2 separate regions of the Homo sapiens genome follow, and region 2 is linked to region 1. A link is a contact called in ENCODE Hi-C or POLR2A ChIA-PET data. All regions are on one chromosome and are shown on one strand. The core of a region is the stretch at or near the end of the contact, and the rest is flanking DNA. Distances in the headings are between cores, read along the strand shown.

Region 1 (6,324 bases), core at 922-3,421:
TAATAGTGTACAATATCCACAATATCACTCTCCTCAAGAGGCAGCCTGGCACAATGATTAACAATATGGATTCAGATTACCTGGATTCAAATCCTAGCTCTGCAATTTATAAGCTCTGGAACCCTGGGCAAGGTTAACACCTCGGCCTTAAGTTTCCTCATTTGTAAAATGTGGATAATAACCGTACGTATCTCATGGGTTTGTTGTGAGAATGAGTGGATAGATACAATGTGTTGGCAACAGTACCTAGTACATAGTAGGTATTCAATAAATGTCTGCTATCGTCTTCTCTACCTTTTAGCTCTAATTTGGGCAACAGAAAGAATTTAAAGAAAACCATCTGGTCCAGCTGCTTCATTTTACAAAATCAAGGCCAAAGATGACAATGGCTTACTGAAGACCACAGAAGTAGTTAGCAACAGGGCCAAGACTACAACAAATGCCCAGTGTTTTTTCCACCATTCCACCACAACTATTGTCACATCTGAGCCTGCAGATTTTGAGACTTTTTCCTAATACCCGTCCATCTTCAGCCACTCAACTTTTCTGCATCTAAAATTGATTTCACCATCTGTCATACTGGAGAACTACTAAGACTGCTAAAATAATGTCTTCGTGCATTAATGTGCTAAATGCTTTGCATATGTTATTTCATCAAATCAACAGAAGGAAACTGCAATTTACAGATATGGACACTAAATTTCAGAAAGTCTATATATCTTTCAGAAAAGCTGTTTCAGAGGTTTCACAGCCAATGTCTCTACCAAGAATTTGAACCCAGGTCTAACTTCACAGTCCATGCTTTTTCCATTATGCAATGGAAAAAACTTTAATATGGCCCTAATCTTAAGTTTGCCAAACATTTTGCTACCACTGATGTCAAACTCCTCTGGAATCTTTACTAAGCAACTGAAAATAAACTCCATTCCCTTCAAGCTACGGAACTTCAATATAATGTCTGTTCAGATCTGTTCAAGTTCTGCTTTGACTTGTCCTGGTTAAATAAATCCAGTTTCAAATTCCACAAGATCAAGGAACTGTTTGGCCAAATGAGGATTTAAATGGAAGCTATACTCTCAGAGAATGGCTAGCTACACTGATTTTAATCAGGAATAGAGGTACCAGAATACATGGGCACAGCTTTGGGTCCTCGGGCATAGAAAACGTGTTGGCAACCTGGAATGGCATCTGTCCTTATTGTTGCGTAATAGTGTGAGGTTGACACACTGTATAACAGAAGCCCTGCCTTTCAGGAATGTATCCTCTTTCTCCTTTCCAAACCTTTCTTCCCAAAACTTGTTCAGCAGGACTCTGGGGGAGAAGACGATCAGGAAACAAACCCAGGTGCCGCTTTCGCCGCCTGGAAAAATGGTCCAATCCTTATTTTACGGCTCTCTAGGCTCCCTCCCCACCTCAGCCTCCCCTCCCATCTCTCAGGCTCTCGCAGAGCAGCCACGGGAAGGTCCAGGCGTGCCAGGTCCCATTCCACCCAAACGCCCCTCCCGCAGTCCAATTCCAGAGCCGAGAGCTGCAAAGCGGCTCCCGACCCAGGAGCTGCGGGGAGAAAGCTACACGATGTCTGCGTCAGGGACCGCGAGAGGTCCCTCTCCCAAAGAACGCCTGGGCCTGACAACGAAAACAGGAGAAAAAGAGGTCGCGCAAGGGTTCTGCCGGGAGCCAGGCCTCCGCCGCCCACCAAATGCCCAGGCCCGAGACCGCTCCTCCCGGGCCCCCGGTGCGCAGGGCCGCGTCCAGCCCGCCCCGCCCTCCAGGCCCTCGGAGGTACTGAGGATGCAGCTCTAGTCGCCTGGGGCCAGGCCCTCCGCTGCCCGGGACGGCCCTCACCTTCCGCTTGAGGCGCCGGGAGAAGGAGGGATCCGGCCGACACCTCAGGCCGGGACACTTGGACCAACTGACCCCGGCAGCTCCGCCCACTCCGCCCACAGAACGTGCGCCGTGAGAAGAATCCCATCCCGTCCCAGCCGCTCGCCCGCCAATCCTGACTCGAGAATACACGCCTGCGCATTAGCTGCCCGCCTCACCCCAGTCGTCCAATCTCAAAGCACCGGGATCCACCTTTGCCATAACAAAAGGACACTGACATCCAATCAGGATTGAGGTCGCTGTGGGCGGGACCTGGAACAGCGACAGCCAATGACAGTAAAGAAGCGAAGCTAAGCGGCGCTGGTGAAGCGGCTCATCAGGTCTATCAGGAAACCTGAGAATTGGAGTGAGAATCCCAGTGTGGAAAATCAGGAAAGAGGCTGGTATGAGCGACAGAGAAGTCATTCAGGAAAGAGGTTGGTATGAGCGACAGAGAAGTCATTCAAGTTCGAGAAAAGAGCGTTTGCGAACCAAGCAGAGAAAGTCAACGCGACACCGTCGTTCCTTAATTCTAAAAGCAGACTTTTTCATATTTTTCTTATTTCCGAAATCGGAAAGCTTATAGTTGAGCTAGTGGAATGTTCCTCTCCTCACGCCCCTCCTCCGAAACTATTATTAAATCTGTAGTGCGTGGCCATTTAATATTTTAGAATTGAGAAAATACCCTAGTGGTACTGAGGCATAGCACTTGTGCTTACCTTACCCCTGTGGAGCCTCACAGCAACCCACAGAAAGGAACTGAAGCCTGAGCGTGAACACATTTCTTGCTCAAGGTCACATATACGGTATCAAGAGTGGAGTGTTCTTCGTGACACCGTTCATCGTAATCTAGTACTTGACACAAAGCGGCATCCTGCTTTAATATTCGTTGAGTACAAGGTAGACATCCACAGCAATACATTATTATTTTGGCTTTGGCACAGCCTCCTAAGCTGTAGAGACAAGCCTTATGTCTCCCTGTTTCTTGACTTTTTACTTCTGGCACAGTTTGCTGACACATCGCCTTAATCATTTTAAGAGCTATATAAAAATATCTTCTATTCAGTGTTTTGAGAACTATGCATTTGGCTGCGACTGCAATATTCAGTTTGAGGAAATTTACTAGAATGCAATGTAGGAGCTAAATAAATGAAAAAAAATCCAACATAAATCTAATAGGAGTGCCAAAAAAGAGAGACTAGAGAGAATGGATGCAGGCAGTATTCAAAGAGTAATAACTAAGAATTTTCCAAGATTGTGGAATATTTGAATTTTCAGATTCAAGAAGTACTTATTCTTGAGCAGGATTAATATAAGAATTCTATGCAACGGTGAAATTGCAGGACACCAAAGATCAAGAGAAACTATTAAAAGCAACCTTTTGTTTTTGCTAGAACAGTATTTTTAAATATTTTTAATTGTAGTGAAATATACATAGAATAAAATTTACCATCTTAACCATTTTTAACTTCAGTAGTATAAGATACATTCCACATTGTTCTCCAACCAATCTCCAGAACCAATCTCTCTTTTCATCTTGCCAAACTAAAACTGTATACCTATTAAAGAGCAACTCTCCATTTCCTATTCCCCTCATCCTCTGGCAGTAATCATCTTACTTTGTGTTTATCAGTTTGACTACTCTAGGTACCTCACCTAAGTGGAATAATACAGAATTTGCCCTTTTATGACTGGCTTATTTCATTTAGCATAATGCCTCAGAGTTCATCCATGTTATAGCATATTGCAGAACTTCCTTTTTAAGGCTGAATAGTTCTATATATCATTTATTATGTGTATTATGCCACATTTTGTTTATTCATCTATCAGTGGACGCTTAGGTTGCTTCCTCCTTTTGGCTATTGTGAATAATACTGCTATGGACATGGGTGTGCAAATGTCTCTTTGAGACCCTCTTTTCAGTTCTTTTGGATATACACCCAGAAGTGTGTGTTAATTTGTGCTGAATCATATGGTAATTCTATTTTAAAGCAACTTTTAAAAAAGTGGTATTGACACAAGAATAGACAAAAAGAAAATTAGGAAAAAAAGGGTACCTGGAAGTTGGTATACAATAAAGATGTCTGGTGAGGAATAACTGTTTCTAAGGTTGTGGGGAAAAAACTATTATTCATTACTGTTGGGAGTGTAAATTAGTATAGTAACTGTTCGTGGGATATAGAAAACACAAGTTATGGTGGTTCTAGTTAAATTGGCTATTTATATAAAAATAAGAAATTCAATCCTGATACCACGACAGAAATAAAACTAAATTCCAAATGAAATAATGATCCAAAATGTGACAAACAAAACTCTAAACTTTTAGAAGAAAAGCGTATGTCTGTATATCGCCGTAGGGAAGAAACAGCACGATTCATTAAGGAAAGATGTAAAATATTGATTATTTTAAAATTTGGAAGTTTTACAAACAGAAGAGAAGCCATCTCTAATCAAGTTAAAAAACAAGCCACAGGTTGGCAGAATATAGTAAAACTCTCAAAATATAAAGAATTCAGGCCAGGCGCGGTGGCTCACGGCTGTAATCCCAGCACTTTGGGAGGTCGAGGCGGGTGGATCACGAGGTCAGGAGATTGAGACCATCCTGGCTAACACGGTGAAACCCCGTCTCTACTAAAAATACAAAAAATTAGCTGGGCGTGGTGGCGGGCGCCTGTAGTCCCAGCTACTCGGGAGGCTGAGGCAGGAGAGTGGCATGAACCCAGGAGGCAGAGCTTGCAGTGACATGGTGCCACTGCACTCCAGCCTGGGCGACAGGGTGAGACTCCGTCTCAAAAAAAAAAAAAAGAATTCAGACAAATCAGTAAGAAAAAGACAACTCAAGATAAATATATGCAAATAACGTAAGTAGGCCACTTACAGAAGAGGAAAACTGAACGGCCAGAAAGGTTTTTAAAAAATGTTTACCTTCACTAATAATTAGGTAAAATAACATTAAAACAATTAGATAAAGGGGCATATTCATCAAGAAGACACAAAATCCTAACCACAGTGCTACAAAATAGAAATGAATCAAAAATTAATTGAATTCAAACAGTTCATTACTCCCTGCTCTGCAATTTGTAAAACAACTATACAGATAATTTAAGTATACAGAACTCAGGTCCCAAACTTTTCAGTATATTAGAATCACCTGGGAATCTTTTAATTATTCTAGTGAACAGACCACACCTCAGAATAAATTACAGTCTTAAGGAGTGAGATACAGGCATTAGTATTTTTGAAAGTTACGAAGGTGATTTTGAAAAAAGGCTGGCAAATTTCTGAACTATTGATATAGAAGACCTGAACAATCCTATCAGCCAACTTGACCTAATGGACATTTGTAGAACATTGCACCCAATAACTGAAGAACATGCTTTCTTTTCCAATGCACTTGGAAAATTCATCAAAATAGACTCCACTGTGTATCATCAAACAAATCTCAGCAAATTTAAAATAATTGAAACAGTAAAAATTATTGTCTCTACCCACAAATTAAACTAGAAATCAGTAACAGAAAGATATTTGTAAATCTCCAAATAGTTGGAAATCAAACTATGTACTTCTAAACAAACCATGGGTCACAGGGGAAGTCACACACAAAAAAATTAGAAAGTAATTTTAAACTAAAATGTAAACATAAAAAGGCAGCTCTTGCATGACTCAGCTTTCAGCTTATTTTCAGCTTTCAGACTTGGGAGGCTGAAGCAGGAGAACTGCTTGAACCCAGGAGGTGGAGGTTGTAGTGAGCTGAGATGGCGCCATTGCACTCCAACCTGGACAACAAGAGCGAAACTCCATCTAAAAAAAAAAAAAAAAAAAAAAAAAAAAAAAAAAAAAAATCCCCCTTCTGAATAAGGAAAGGCTATAAGTACAAATAGAAACCACTGAGATTGCATAGAAATATTTGATTATAAGGTGAACATTCATGCGACCTGGACTATGTGAATATTGATAATATAGTTCATCTAAATAAAGGCACAAAATTACATTTTTTTTCCTAGAGAATGGGGGAAGTCCTAATTGAAAACTGTACAAGGCAATATATTATGTGGGGGAAGAAATGATAAATAATGAAATAGAGAACTTCCAATATCTTTTTGATGTTCCAGTCTGGCACACTCTCATTGTGCACATACAAGCTGCTATTTTGTCTTAATTAGAGGGTTCTAAACGTACTGTGGATATTTAAGGTGAAATATGCTAAATGGAAGCATTTTTGATAACTTTCAAGTATAACCAGGTGTGTTGTCTGATGCTTTAAGCTCATTAATTTGCAGAACATGTTCCATCTCATTCCTAAATAAGAACTCACATTTTCTTTTTTACTCATTTTTTTCACTTGAAAGGTTATTGAATTCATTGGAGAATGAATGCTGTTCTGAATTTGGTGAGTAAAGAATATAACCTATTTGTTAAAACTTGATTTCAAAACTAGACGTAATTGTATACTACAGCCTA
Region 2 (6,428 bases), core at 1,214-3,713, 640 kb after region 1:
TGTTAAAACACCCCCAAAAGTTCTAATTCAGGAGGCCTAGAGGGGAGCCTGGGAATTTGCATTTCTAACAAGCTCCCAGGTGGGGACTAATGCATTTGATCCTGGAACCACACTTTGAGAACCCCTAATTTTTAGTTACTCATTTTTCCCAAATTGCCCATACTGGGAATGGGGAGGTTTTAGAGTATTCTTAGCTATTTCCTTTCTATGACACTTCATTAACTATGTCACCTCCAAAATTTCCATTGTCAAGGAGTCTTATGAGTATGGTTTTCATTTCAGGGGGTGGGGACTGAGAGAGGTCAGATGGCTTGCCTGAACCTCTGGGAGTCACAGCCAGGCGCCTCTGTCTAGCCATCGTGGGTGTTCGATTCATCCTGTGCTGCTCAATAACATAAAACTGCTGCGCTCTTTGGCCAAGCAATTGTCATGTTAGCTTTCACCTCTGATACATACTTTCGCCTTCTCAAACTTACTAATAAAACTTTCAATAGTATCTTTGCAGGAGAAAGCCTCTGGATTCTGGTGAGAGGTTGGATGTAGCTATCTTTTGATATATACAATTTCGTCGAAATCCCAGTTGGGCTAAAGATTCCTTCCTTTAAAAAAAATTTTTTTTTACTTGACCCAATTCAGAGTGAGTGAGTGAGTGAGTGTGTGTGTATGTGTGTGTGTGTCTGAAAAGCACAGGTTTTCTGGGGCATCCTTTTTGTTTATGCATTGATTTATTTTTACTCTTTCCTGCCACGAACAATCCTCATCTCTGTCCTCGTGTCCTTCCCAGCCACTAACACACACGATGTGGCGGGGCCTGGGAAATGCGCCCGCTGGAGCACACCGCAGCCTCGCGGGCTCCCGAGCGGCGCGCGCGGGCCGAGGACCTCCAGGGCCCCTCGCGGGTCTCCCGAGCGCCGCCGCACCGCCCCTGCCCGCGCCCGGGACCGCCTCGTGGGCTTCTTTGTTAGGGCCGCCTGCGCCGAGAGGCAGTCTAGGTCCTGCCGGGGACGCACGGGCCCCACTCCTGACTTCCTAGCCGGAGTCCCCTGAGGACTTGTAAGCATATAGGCTGGAGTCGAGAGGCTAAATTAGGCCCCAGGGGACTTTTTCAATAAAACCCTAAATTTCATTTAGGTTGTTCGTAGGCCAAGCGATTGCAAGGACTCTGAGCCGAAGCAGCGGTGCCGGGCCGACCCGAGGCTCGCTCCTTATCGCCCCCTCCCCGGGCCGGCTTTGTGCAGCTGGGGTCCTGGAACCCGGTCCCTCCCGGGCTGTCGGCCCTGGGGTCTGGTGTCCGCCACCCTCCCCCCCCGGAGGTCGCCACTGCCCCCCTACCCCACTCCCAGCCCTTCCGTTTCCCTCCACGTCCCCTTCCCGCGCCCTCCCCCACTTGAATTCTTCCTCCCCTCCGGCTGGAAGAAAAGTCGGTAATGAGAAACCAGTTCAGTGTCAGTCGGAGGAGGGGGGCAGATAACCCCAGAGATACACGGCAATGGAGAGAGAACTCATTTTGTGCAAAGAGGGCCTCGAGTCACCAGGGAATTCCTGGATTGTCTCAGGCTGTCGTGTGTGATGTCCATCACGCCGTGCGAACACCATCTGCTCGGTATTGTGCTCTCAGTTGCCAGGCTACCTGCTGTACGCAGTAACACTTGACTGCCTGGCTCCACGTTCGCAGCGCTCGCCCAGACGCGCGGGGCGGGGGCCGCGGAGGGGCGGGCGGGAGCCCTGATTAAGCCATCTGCGAGGGGAGGGGGCGCGGGCGCAGCGGCGGCCGGGCACGAGGCCGGGCTGACACCACCATCTGCTGGGGCGCGGGAAGAACGGCAGCTGCTCTGCGTTGCCCCGGCGAGGGACGCCTGGAAAAGGCTGAAGCCCTGGGCGTCCTCAAGCCCGTTATCCACGGGGTCCCCGTCACCCCAGCCTGCTCGCCGCCGGCCGTCTTTTGTGATTCCCTGCTCTTTGGTTCGCCGCCAGCAAGGCTGGCCCCTCTCACCCAAACACTATGCATGTTCTTGAAAACACTTCAGAAAAATAAAGCTTCCCTACGCACAGATTTATAAATAAACAGCTGGCTGTTCTTGGGAGATATTTTTACCACAACTGTTTTTTGAAGTCGAAAACTGCCTGTTTGGGGGAGGTAAGGGTGCTTTTGACACCTCCTACCTCACTCTAGCCTTTAGAAAATTGCTAAGATCTTTTCCCTGGAGGGGAAGATATGTAAAATAGGTTCGTTGGTTTTGATTTCTTTCTCCTCCCTTTATTTTACTGAAGAGTCAGAGGGTTGGGCGAGTAGTGAAGATCTATGTAGCCACAGTTGGATTTTTGAGGGGAAGAAACTGTATTAAGATTCTTGGGAGAAGCAAGGGAGGTCGTTGGGCAAGGAGTGGATTGGAGAACAAGCCAGTAATTACAACTAAAAATACTGCATCATTTGGCTTCAAGGCATTACATCTCGCATGACGAAAGCTCAGCCTGGTTTTCTCTAATTGCACAACACAGTGTGTGTCCTTCTTAGAAACAAGAGCAGTGGCTTGAAATCCTGAAATTTGACAGACTATTTCTCATTAAGCCCTCTGAGACTGGAGGTTAAAAGAAGCCATGTATTATGTTAGTGGCCTCGGCCAGCTTAATGTGTAAGTCAAGTCACTGAGTACATTTTCACACTTTGGAATACACCTCAGAGTCGGGGGCTGTAGGTGTCTCTCATCCACTGTTGAATGCCGCAGAGCTTTGTTGCGAACTAAAGATGTTTCGTATGGAAGGCAGTCCTTTAAGAATGCACATAGTGGCTGGGAGCAGTGGCTCATGCTTGTAATCCCAACATTTTGGGAGGCCAAGGCAGGAGGATTGTTTGAGGCCAGGAGTTCAAGACCAGCTTGGGCAACACAGATGGGCAACAACCCATCTATACAAAGAATTTAAAAATTAGCAGGGCATGGTGGCTTAAACCTGTAGTCCCCCACCTACCCAGGAGGCTGAGGCAGGAAGATTGCTTGAGCCCAGGAGTTGGAGGTTGCAGTGAGCTATGATCATACCACTGCACCCCAGCCTGGGCAACGGAGTGAAACCCTGTCTCTAAAAAATAATCATAAAATAATACATACAGCCCTTCCTGCCTGTAGGTCTTCAGTGAGAAGCCTGAAGGCAAAACCTCTGGGAGGGAATTATTTGGGGAAATACATAATCCTATCCCTTTGGGAGGGTTTTTTTTTTTTTTTTTTCACACTGTGCTTTTGAAGTATTTCTTCTTGGCCCAGGAAGACACGGGCAAAAAGTGGTTTGATGTATCGTCGTCACCCCATTTGCCTCTCTCTTTCTTTTCCCAGTGGAGAGGAGGCTGGGAAAGCAACACTTCTTCACTCCTTACCACTTCCCCAGCTGTGCGGGCTGGTCACACAGGACAAGCATATCTCAAAGTGCACAAAGATAAACAGGGCCATCCCAGACCAACCCTCTCAAAAAATCAAGCTGAAGAAAACTTTATCTTCCCTTGGGCCTCATTTTCTTTCCAACTCTCTCCTCCTTATCAAAACTGGAAAGTATCAAATATACTGAGACAGAAAAAACAAACTACATATCTGCATTTTTGCTGATTGGCTGTTTATATGTCAGTGTGAATTCATTTGTTAAAGTGTAAAGCCAATCAGCCATTTGTCCCTAAAGGTGCCAAGAAACAGCTTTATTTCACTGGAAGGAAGGGCTTGGAAAACAGGTAGCAAATATTTGGGGGAAAAGGGAAGACCCTGAAATATCTAGGCCCCTGCAAGGGTTAGTCCTGAAGTAAACTTTTTGGTAGCACAAAGGTTCCTGGCATTTTTTAGTGTAAGATCTTTTTATTAACATCAAAAATATTTCCTAGCTGTCTTTGTGTATTTATAGAGAAAATACACAAAGGCAAAACATTTTATTAATTTCAGCTACAGCATTTACACATAAAAAATAGAACGCAGTACACTTATGAGAGACACAGTATATAGGTCTACAGGCTGTTCTTAGGTGCACACTTAACACCATGAAGACACTGCCTGGGAGAGGCCTGAGCTAGTAGGAATACTGAATTGAGAATCAAAATCAGCGTTCTGCTTACTCATGTAACCAAATACCACCTGTACCCCGATAACTTATGGAAATTTTTTTTTTAATTTTAAGTTACATTTTTTAAAAAAGTAAAGACAAGCTATCTGTTACAAAAAAAAAAAAAATAGCGTTCTAGTTCTGCTAGTTCTGTGTCTTCCATTCATTGATTGTGTGACCTAAGCTACTGCACGAACAAACCAGAGCTTCTTGGGTGATTGTTTCTAGGGTAAGAGGAGTAGCGTTTTGGTTTGGTTTGGCTTTTGTTTGCTTTGCTGTTTTGTTTTGTTTGGAGGGAAGAAGAGCAACTGAAGATGCAGTTGAAGTCAGTCATAGTGGAGAGGGAAGCCTGCATGGTTCTACAGCACACCACAGAAGGAAGGGAGGAACACAAGCCCAAGCCATAGGGAATCAAATCCAGGACGGTCTCTCTAGGAGAGACAGAGAGAAACTTCACCTATTTGCTTTGAGAAAAAACTGCCAATATGTTTAACGGTATCTGCATTGGAAAGGCAATAAAGTAAAAAGAAGAAAAATGTTAAAATCCAATTTGGATTTAAAAATTTTTAAATGACAGAGTTATTCACATTTGCTTCTTGCTATTTAGGTCTCATAATAGTGCTTCACAAAATGACTGTGAATGTCCTTATATGTGTGCCCATTTAATCTGTGTCAACTCCTCCATTTCACATTAATTACTTGAAACTTCAGTGAGGTAGAAGGAATTTCTGCAGAATGTTCAGAACATACTTGCCACTGCTAGGTAGTCTTGGTAGAAAAAATAGGAAAGGAAGTGTCTAGAAATTGAATCTGGGCCACACACCTTTTCTTCCCATTCACTGTTTTCCCCTAATAGTCTACACTGTCCAGCTCAGAGCATAAACTTCGCCTTTGAGCACATTCTCCATGTAGTCACCTGGGCTGTGTGGAATTAGGTCTTTACCACTTGACCTCCTCTTCCCTAAGGACCAGTCCTTAAAAGTTGCCATCATTCGACTGGCTGACATATAATTATAGAATCAAGAGACCCAATCCAACACCCCATGTTTAAATTATCCCAGACATAGAAGACTCAATTCTTTTTTTTTGAGAAAGAGTCTCACTCTGTCGCCCAGGCTGGAAAGCAGTGGCGCGACCTCGGCTCACTGCAACCTCCGCCTCCCGGGTTCAAGCAATTCTCTGCCTTAGCTTCCCGAGTAGCTGGGATTACAGGTGCCCACCACCATGTCTGGCTAATTTTTTTTTTTTTTTTTTTTTTTTTTTTTTTTTAGTAGAGACAGGGTTTCACCATCTTGGCCAAGCTGGTCTCGAACTGACCTCGTGATCCACCCAAAGTACTGGGCCTCCCAAAGTACTGGGATTACAGGCGTGAGACACCGCGCCCGGCCGACTCAATTCTATTTTTAAAAATATTAGGAGATTACATAGCTTTGATCGGTGTAAAACATTCCCAGTTCTCACCATCAACAACTCTGGCCAGGAGGATTTTTCTTTCTGACATATATCTAAGCTCTCAAATGTTGCAACTCGTTAGAATTCCATCAAATATCAGATCTGTTGATTAACAAATTCCTGCAGTTTTCTGCAAATGTCCCTCCTACTTGCAAAGAAGACGTCCATTTTGGCCAAGTAGACAGTAAGAAATAAGGATTAACAGGTGAGGTCAGGATGTGTCTCGTGTTCCAGACTTTAGGTGAGCTCAGCCTGAGGGCTTATTCCCTTTCCTTGGAGGAACACAGGATGTTAGTTGAAAATCCAGTCTATATGCAATAGTCAGTCCCATCCGAAACAGACTGGACTTGGCCTTGGACTTCCCAGAGCCATGCTCTCTTACTGTCCCTTGTGGCCTCTCTCATTCTACTCAGGTAAGGTCGGGTTTGAAGCTACGTTTATGGAAATGCAATGCGTGCCACTCAAAAACCCTCCAGTCCATAAGCTGGGACTTCTGCCCCGTTCCCTTTTTCCAGGGGCTTCCCTTCAAACAGCAGTGAGTCTCTATGGGGAATCCCTGCATCTCCCTCTCTCTTGTCTTCCCAGGAGCAGCATCCAGTTGGACTTCCCCGAACCACAGGCCCCATGCAGTCCTCCGTGCCCCCAGGCTCAGGTGGCATGGTCTCAGGAGCCAGTCCCGCAGGCCCCGGCTTCCTGGGCAGCCAGCCCCAAGCAGCCATCATGAAGCAGATGCTCATTGATCAGCGGGCCCAGTTGATAGAGCAGCAGAAGCAACAGTTCCTGCGGGAGCAAAGGCAGCAGCAGCAGCAGCAGCAGCAGCAGATTTTGGCGGAACAGGTAACATGCCCCTTGGCGTGATTCATTCATTCATTCAGCAAGCACTTATTCAGCACCTGCCTGCT

The links. Hi-C counts contacts between places; a loop is a spot of excess contacts on that map. ChIA-PET counts read pairs that join two places held with the same protein, here RNA polymerase II (POLR2A). Pooled maps may share reads with other maps.
Region 2: a loop to region 1 is called in a map of ovary, with 4 times the contacts of the local background. The contact joins the enhancer-like site here to the promoter of SCOC-AS1 in region 1. A Hi-C loop is called at or near these places in 9 of 168 maps with a recorded cell type or tissue (B cell, CD4-positive, alpha-beta memory T cell, endothelial cell of hepatic sinusoid and 6 more) and 21 of 50 pooled maps. POLR2A ChIA-PET finds 5 or more read pairs at or near these places in 2 of 52 experiments (HepG2 and naive thymus-derived CD4-positive, alpha-beta T cell).

Annotation. Positions count from the first base shown.
Region 1 is chr4:140,369,239-140,375,562 of GRCh38, reverse strand. SCOC-AS1 (SCOC antisense RNA 1) reads left to right here and starts at 2,171. Exons shown (of 5, transcript NR_033939.1): 1 at 2,171-2,300; 2 at 6,213-6,253. SCOC (short coiled-coil protein) reads right to left here and starts at 1,917. Exons shown (of 4, transcript NM_001153484.2): 1 at 1,846-1,917. RefSeq lists a silencer at 1,628-1,827 and enhancers at 1,988-2,037, 1,733-2,234.
Region 2 is chr4:139,730,351-139,736,778 of GRCh38, reverse strand. MAML3 (mastermind like transcriptional coactivator 3) reads left to right here. Exons shown (of 5, transcript NM_018717.5): 3 at 6,112-6,363. It also overlaps a transcript of MGST2 not described here. Among named protein-coding and RNA genes, the nearest start is that of MGST2, 68 kb to the right of the region's middle. RefSeq lists a silencer at 1,692-1,811. Within about 2 kb of position 2,463, at least 28 of the 41 ENCODE cell types and tissues checked have a DNase peak (open chromatin) inside an H3K27ac peak, as active enhancers do; they include B cell, gastrocnemius medialis and ovary, where a contact is called at or near this core.